2 separate regions of the Homo sapiens genome follow, and region 2 is linked to region 1. The links are chromatin loops, found by intact Hi-C in ENCODE. Cell type or tissue: endothelial cell of umbilical vein. All regions are shown on one strand. Links, peaks and the distances in the headings refer to the core of each region. The heading gives the core; the rest is flanking DNA.

Region 1 (2,926 bases), core at 112-2,611:
TGTAAGTTTGAGTGACTTTTTCATCTGTCTTATAGGAAAGGAAGATGTGATGTTTAATTGTGCTTTCAAAATTACAGGAAAGATGCAGTTAGGCAAAAGAAAGGAAATACAAATTCAAAGGGAGGTAAAGAGGTCAGAACTTGTAGATGATGTGATTGTGTACTTGATAAAAATCATAGAGAATGAAATTAAAAACTATAACAACTAATAAGACATTTTAGTAAGGTGGCAGTACAATTTTTTTTTCTTTCGAGATGGAGTCTCACTCTGTCACCCAGGCTGGAGTGCAGTGGCACAATCTCAGCTCACTGTAACCTCCACCTCCTGGGTTCAAGCGATTCTCCTATCTCAGCCTCCCTAGTAACTGGGATTACAGGTACCTGCCACCAAACCCAGCTAATCTTTTGTATTTTTAGTGGAGACAGGGTTTCATCATGTTGGCTGGGTTGGTCTTGAACTCCTGACCTCAAGTGATCCACCTGCCTCGGCCTCCCAAAGTGCTGGGATTACAGGCCTGAGCCACCGCACCCAGCCACAAAATTAATACACAAATAAATCAATAGCTTTTCTAGATAGTTAGAAAATATAATGGAAACAAAGATCTCATTTATAATAAAAACAAAAAATGCCTGGCAACAAACTAATAATAAGTGTGCAAGATCCAATTGCTGAATAAAAAACACCTAAAGTTCGCCAGGGATACAAAAGGAAACTTGAATAACTGGAAAGGCATACCATATTCTTGGATAAGAAATTTCAATATTAAACATTTAACCTCCCTAAGTTAACATAAAATGTTTCAACATAATCTCAATCATAATACCAATAGTTTTTTTGACAAGAAAGGCTGTTCATGTAAATAAACTTGCAAGAATTTATAGAAAATTTTGTAAAAAGAAAAATAATGAGGGATGGGGTGGAGGGAAACAACCTATCAGATATTAAAATGTATATAAAATTATAATAATTAAAACAATTATCTAAGCACATGAATAGACTAGTAAATGAAAGACTAGAGACCAAGTAGGCCAAATGCATGCAGGAATATTGTATATATTAAAGGAGGCATTGCCTGTGAGTTGAGAAGTCATGGATTATCAGTAAATGATATTTGGAACAACTGAATATTTATATATTTATAAAAGAAAATTAGATTGGTTCATATATTAGTCTTTATATCAAAATTAATTTCACTTGGATAGAAAAGTGTGTTTTATCATTAGAGTGGGAAGCATAATATAAAATCCAGAAGCTATAAGAAAAATATTGATAAACTCAGTTATGTAAAGGTGAAAACATCCTGCTGAGAAAACCACAATAAACAAAGGCAATGGTGAAACAACAAACTGGCATAAAGTTTTGAGGTATTATACTCAAAGGACTAATTTTTTAAATTTATAGACCACTCTTACAAATTCATCAGAAAAAATAACAAAAACAGAGCAAGTACAAGAACAGGCAGTCCAATGAAAAGGAAGTGAAAAATAAACTACAAAGAAATACCACCTTTCATCCCATACAAGCAATGCGGAAGAGGTTGGTAAGCCTTGCCAAGTGTGCAAGGAAATAGGTACTCTCAATCATGATTGATGGGAATCTAAATTGGCACAGAATTGGAGAGCAATGTGGAAATTTTTTATCAAAATTAAAAATACACATATCCTCTGACTCAGTCAGTGTGCTTCCGGGAATTTACCATACTGATAATACTGTTATGTATATGAAATGCTACATAAAAACTATATTTGTTGTAGACTTATTTGTAATAGAAAAAGATTGGGGTCGGGGGCGGTGGCTCACGTGTGTAATCCCAGCAGTTTGGGAGCCTGAGGCGGGTGGATCACCTGAGGTCAGGAGTTCGAGACCAGCCTGACCAACATGGTGAAAACCCCATCTCCACTAAAAATAGAAAAATTAGCTGGGTTTGGTGGCACATGCCTGTAATCTCAGCTACTTGGGAGGCTGAGGCAGGAGAATCGCTTTGAACCTAGGAGGTGGAGTTTGCAGTGGGCCAAGATCACGCCATTGTACTCCAGCCTAGGCAACAGAGACTCTGTCTCAAAAAAGAAAAAGACTGGAAACTGCCTTATCCATCAGCAGGGAAATATGCAAATAAACGTTAGTACTTTTATCTCTTAAGTGGAATTACATGTAGCCCCTAGATAATGAGGCTATATATATATATATATATATATATATATATATATATATATATGCTATGTAGCATGCATTATATGTATATATAGGCACATATGTGTGTGTATGTATGTATATATATGCACACACACATATGTACACATTTATATGAAAAAAGTCTCCATGTTGAGCGAAAAAGCAGAGTAGTGTGTGTGTGTGTAAATAGAAACACATATTACTATGTGCTTATATAAGATATCCTAAAGTTTTTTTTTTTGTTTTTTTTTATGGAGGGGGTGGGACAGTCTTGCTGTGTCACCTAGGCTGGAACGCGGTGGTTTGATCTCGGCTCACTGCAACCTCTGACTCCCAGGTTCAAGTGATTCTCCTGCCTCATCCTCCCAAGTAGCTGAGTACAGGCATGCGCCACCACACCCGGCTAGCTTTTGTAATTTTTGGTAGACATGGGGTTTCCCTGTTTTGGCCAGGCTGGTCTCAAACTCCTGGCCTCAAGTGATCCGCCTGCCTCAGCTTCCCAAAGTGCTGGGACTACAGGCGTGAGCCACCACGCCCAGCCAATCCTAAAGATGTCTTTAGGAAGGATACATGAAGAATAAAAGGTGGGAGGCATGTGAATATATTATCTATTAAAAAAAAGAAGTCACTTGTTATTTTTAAAAATTTTGGACAAGCTCTTAATGATTATACATTATATCTATTTGGTCATATTCCCCAAATGCATGTAGATAAAGCAAATCCTTTATGTGCCCAGTATTAATATTGTCTGTGA
Region 2 (2,926 bases), core at 269-2,768, 81 kb after region 1:
AATGGGATGGGCTTAATCTATCTTTCAGTTTTTCACCATATAAATTATTATAGTTTCAAAATAGGGATTATGTGCAACTCCCCCAAACACACAAACACATAGACACACATTTTCTCTCTGACAATCACAAGCCAGGTGCCTAGCTTAAAAGTTTTTATTACTTTGTTTCAGAGTTTTTTTTCCTCTGCCTTACAGGATGCCTCTTAATACGCTTGCCATCTTTTCCCCTTGCACTTTTTGTTAGTAGATATTTAGAATATGAAAACTAAATGGAATATTAGTCTAAGCAAATTGCATTTGGAAAACTAAATCTGCCGGAAAAGAACAAATTACACCCTACAGCTCCTGTACACCCATCCTGAGACCAGACCTAAATCAAACATTTTTTTAAAGAAGTCGTAGTTTGGTTTTAGTTGTAAATCTGCTCATCTACATTAGCACAATTTCTGACAACTTGAAAATAAATTATAGAAGTGACCCCAAAGTTCCAGAGAATTGGCTCCGTGTCCCATTTTTTCTTCCTTGTTCCTGGTTTGTCATTCTGTTCATTTCTCTTCTTGGATTTGAGAAAGGAATCTGTTGACTCAGCAGCCCAGGGCTGCGGTTCTTTCTCTCTGGGATCCCTGCTCATTAGCTTCCTATGCGTGGCTTTCTTCCCTGCTGGCTCTGGGCTATAACCTCTCCTCTCATCCTCTTCAGGGAATGGAGAAAATTTGCTTATAACTGTGATCTAAACATAATCATGCAATAGGTACCCTAAAAATACTCAAGGAAGGAAGTACAAAGGACAGACTACCAATTGATAGGACGTCTTCTTGGATTTCATGATTGATACATTAGATTTCTTTACTCTGGGCAAAAAAAAAAAAAACAAAAAACTCCTAGACCAAAAAGTGTACCTTCTCCTTAGAAAGTGCCTGTCAATACTATTTCAGAGAAATACTATGAAGTTGGACTTTTGTGGGTGCTTACGACAGCAATTTCCCTAAAGAGCTTAGAAGTGGGGAAATAAACCAAAATAGAAGTTGAAGACTTTTTAAAATATTTCAAGGACTAAAATGGTCACTGTAGACATCAGGAAAGAAATCTCAGCACACAGTCCTCTTCAGCAAAGTCCACCGCTAAGTTATTTGTTTAGTAAAGAGTTTGTCAGGTAGCACTGCAGCTATTTGGGCAGACCCAACCAGAGAAAAAGATTCCCTGGCATAGAGTAAGCATGACGGTGCCACCTACTGGCCACTTTGCCACACTCTGTCATCCTGTGCCTAGCCCAAGTGGCTCTTGGCTTTGACACTGTCTTTATGGTGGTTTTGCTCTCAACCACAGGTGAAGATAGTGGTTGCTGGCCCCCCTGATAAATAAATAACTCTTGTTTGGGATAGGCAAATTCCTAAACTCACAGGAATTGTTTTCTTTCTTTATACCATCCTTGTATAAAATATACTACCATAAAATGTCATAAAAATTAGAGATTCTCTGCAAGAATATGGGCCTTATGTGATGATAATACAAGCACTTCAAACCTGATTGATGCTTGTTGTGAAGGTTTTCTTAGTACAAAGGGAACATGTTTCTACACTGCCACTCTGATTGTCTCTCCAGTTAATGATTTCCAGAAAAGAGAAGTGGTATAATCAAAATTAAGATATAGTCCTCTGATAGAATAAATTAATGCTATGCTTTCCTATTAAATAATATAGGTGTTTTCAAGGGGAGCCAGTGTTAAATTAGGAGCAAGGTTCGTTCTATTTCCCCAATAGTTTTACTTGCATAAAGGATATGCTGCCTGGCCCAACCCTGCAATTTACAGGGCCCAGGATACCATGTGTCTAAATATTTTAAAAGTTATGAATCAGACTATAAATAAAATCTGTTCTATCCACCTACCTTGACAAATATGTCTTGATAACAACTTGGAAGGCTGAGTTTGGATTTGAAATTCTGTCTCCCCTGAGTTCCATACCAGAAAATATTGACATAGACATAGCCAGCCCGTGTCGCCAGCCTCTGGCCCTAGACTGCTTCATCACTCCCCATCTTATATTATGAACAGCTTTGTGCTCAGATTTGTGGACACCTCAGCCCAGTCTTCAAGTTTTGTCTACCTTTTGCAAACAGCTGCCCCTTTTTGGCTGTCTCTTCATGCCTCTGAATGGTAGAGTTGGAGAAGAGAACTGCCAGGGCCTGGAAGGGAACTCAGAGCCACGGGGCAGGGAATTCTAGGGTCTCAGATAAGAAGAGGTGGTATGGGAGGAGGGAGGGAAGCACAGGCTCCAAGAAGTCACATCCAGCTGGCTCTGTGGACTCCTTACACTGTAGGAAAGGGACTGGCAATGGAAAACACAAAGCAGAGTTCTCCATAGTGTGGGTCTTGGGCCAAAGGCCCCTCTTGCTTTGGCCTTAATGGTGGTGTTAAATGCTCCTGTTTTTGAGGCTACTTTTCTCTTCAAAGGCAACTAAGGCCAATATTGTAATCTGAACACTTCACCGCCTGCACACTCACTTGTAAGTGTGTCTTAGACATTTAAACACAATTAGGTACACCTGTTGCTATGTCCCCAAGGCAGGCAGAAAAGCCGGAACAGTTAGAATCATGCTGCCCTGTTTACAGATTGGCCAGTAGCACACATTGCCAGGATAGCTGTCTAGCCCACAACAGCAAGACCAACAGCCACTGCGGGCAGGATTTGCCCACGTGTGGAGCAAACTGCCAGAGATCTTGGCCTTCTTAGCAGGTTTCAATAAAAACTATTTAAAGATACATAGAAAAGTACACATACACATACAAAGAAAAGTAACCAAGGAACACAAGGTTTTACCAAATGGAATGTTGTTAATCCTTGCAAATATTATAAAACTAGAAATTAAAGTCAGCAACCTTTTCCTCGCTTGCAAAACCATGTATCAGTGCTAAATGCAGAATGCT

The links. Hi-C counts contacts between places; a loop is a spot of excess contacts. Peaks named below come from ENCODE experiments on the same cell type or tissue, not always from the same donor. Only the 100,000 strongest peaks of a DNase experiment are listed, where the experiment ranks them.
Region 2: it touches region 1 in a loop (2.0-fold over the local background); 3 of 110 quality-filtered maps call a loop at or near these places.

The regions. Positions count from the first base shown.
Region 1 is chr9:3,320,058-3,322,983 of GRCh38, reverse strand. The region is part of intron 4 of RFX3 (regulatory factor X3); the gene reads left to right. Among named protein-coding and RNA genes, the nearest start is that of LINC01231, 140 kb to the right of the region's middle. In endothelial cell of umbilical vein, for the core only: no CTCF peak of the experiment used is centred there; a DNase peak (open chromatin) is centred at 1,623; H3K27ac peaks cover 953 bases.
Region 2 is chr9:3,239,170-3,242,095 of GRCh38, reverse strand. The region is part of intron 15 of RFX3 (regulatory factor X3); the gene reads left to right. Among named protein-coding and RNA genes, the nearest start is that of LINC01231, 59 kb to the right of the region's middle. In endothelial cell of umbilical vein, for the core only: a CTCF peak has its summit at 1,233 (motif pointing left); a DNase peak (open chromatin) is centred at 1,215.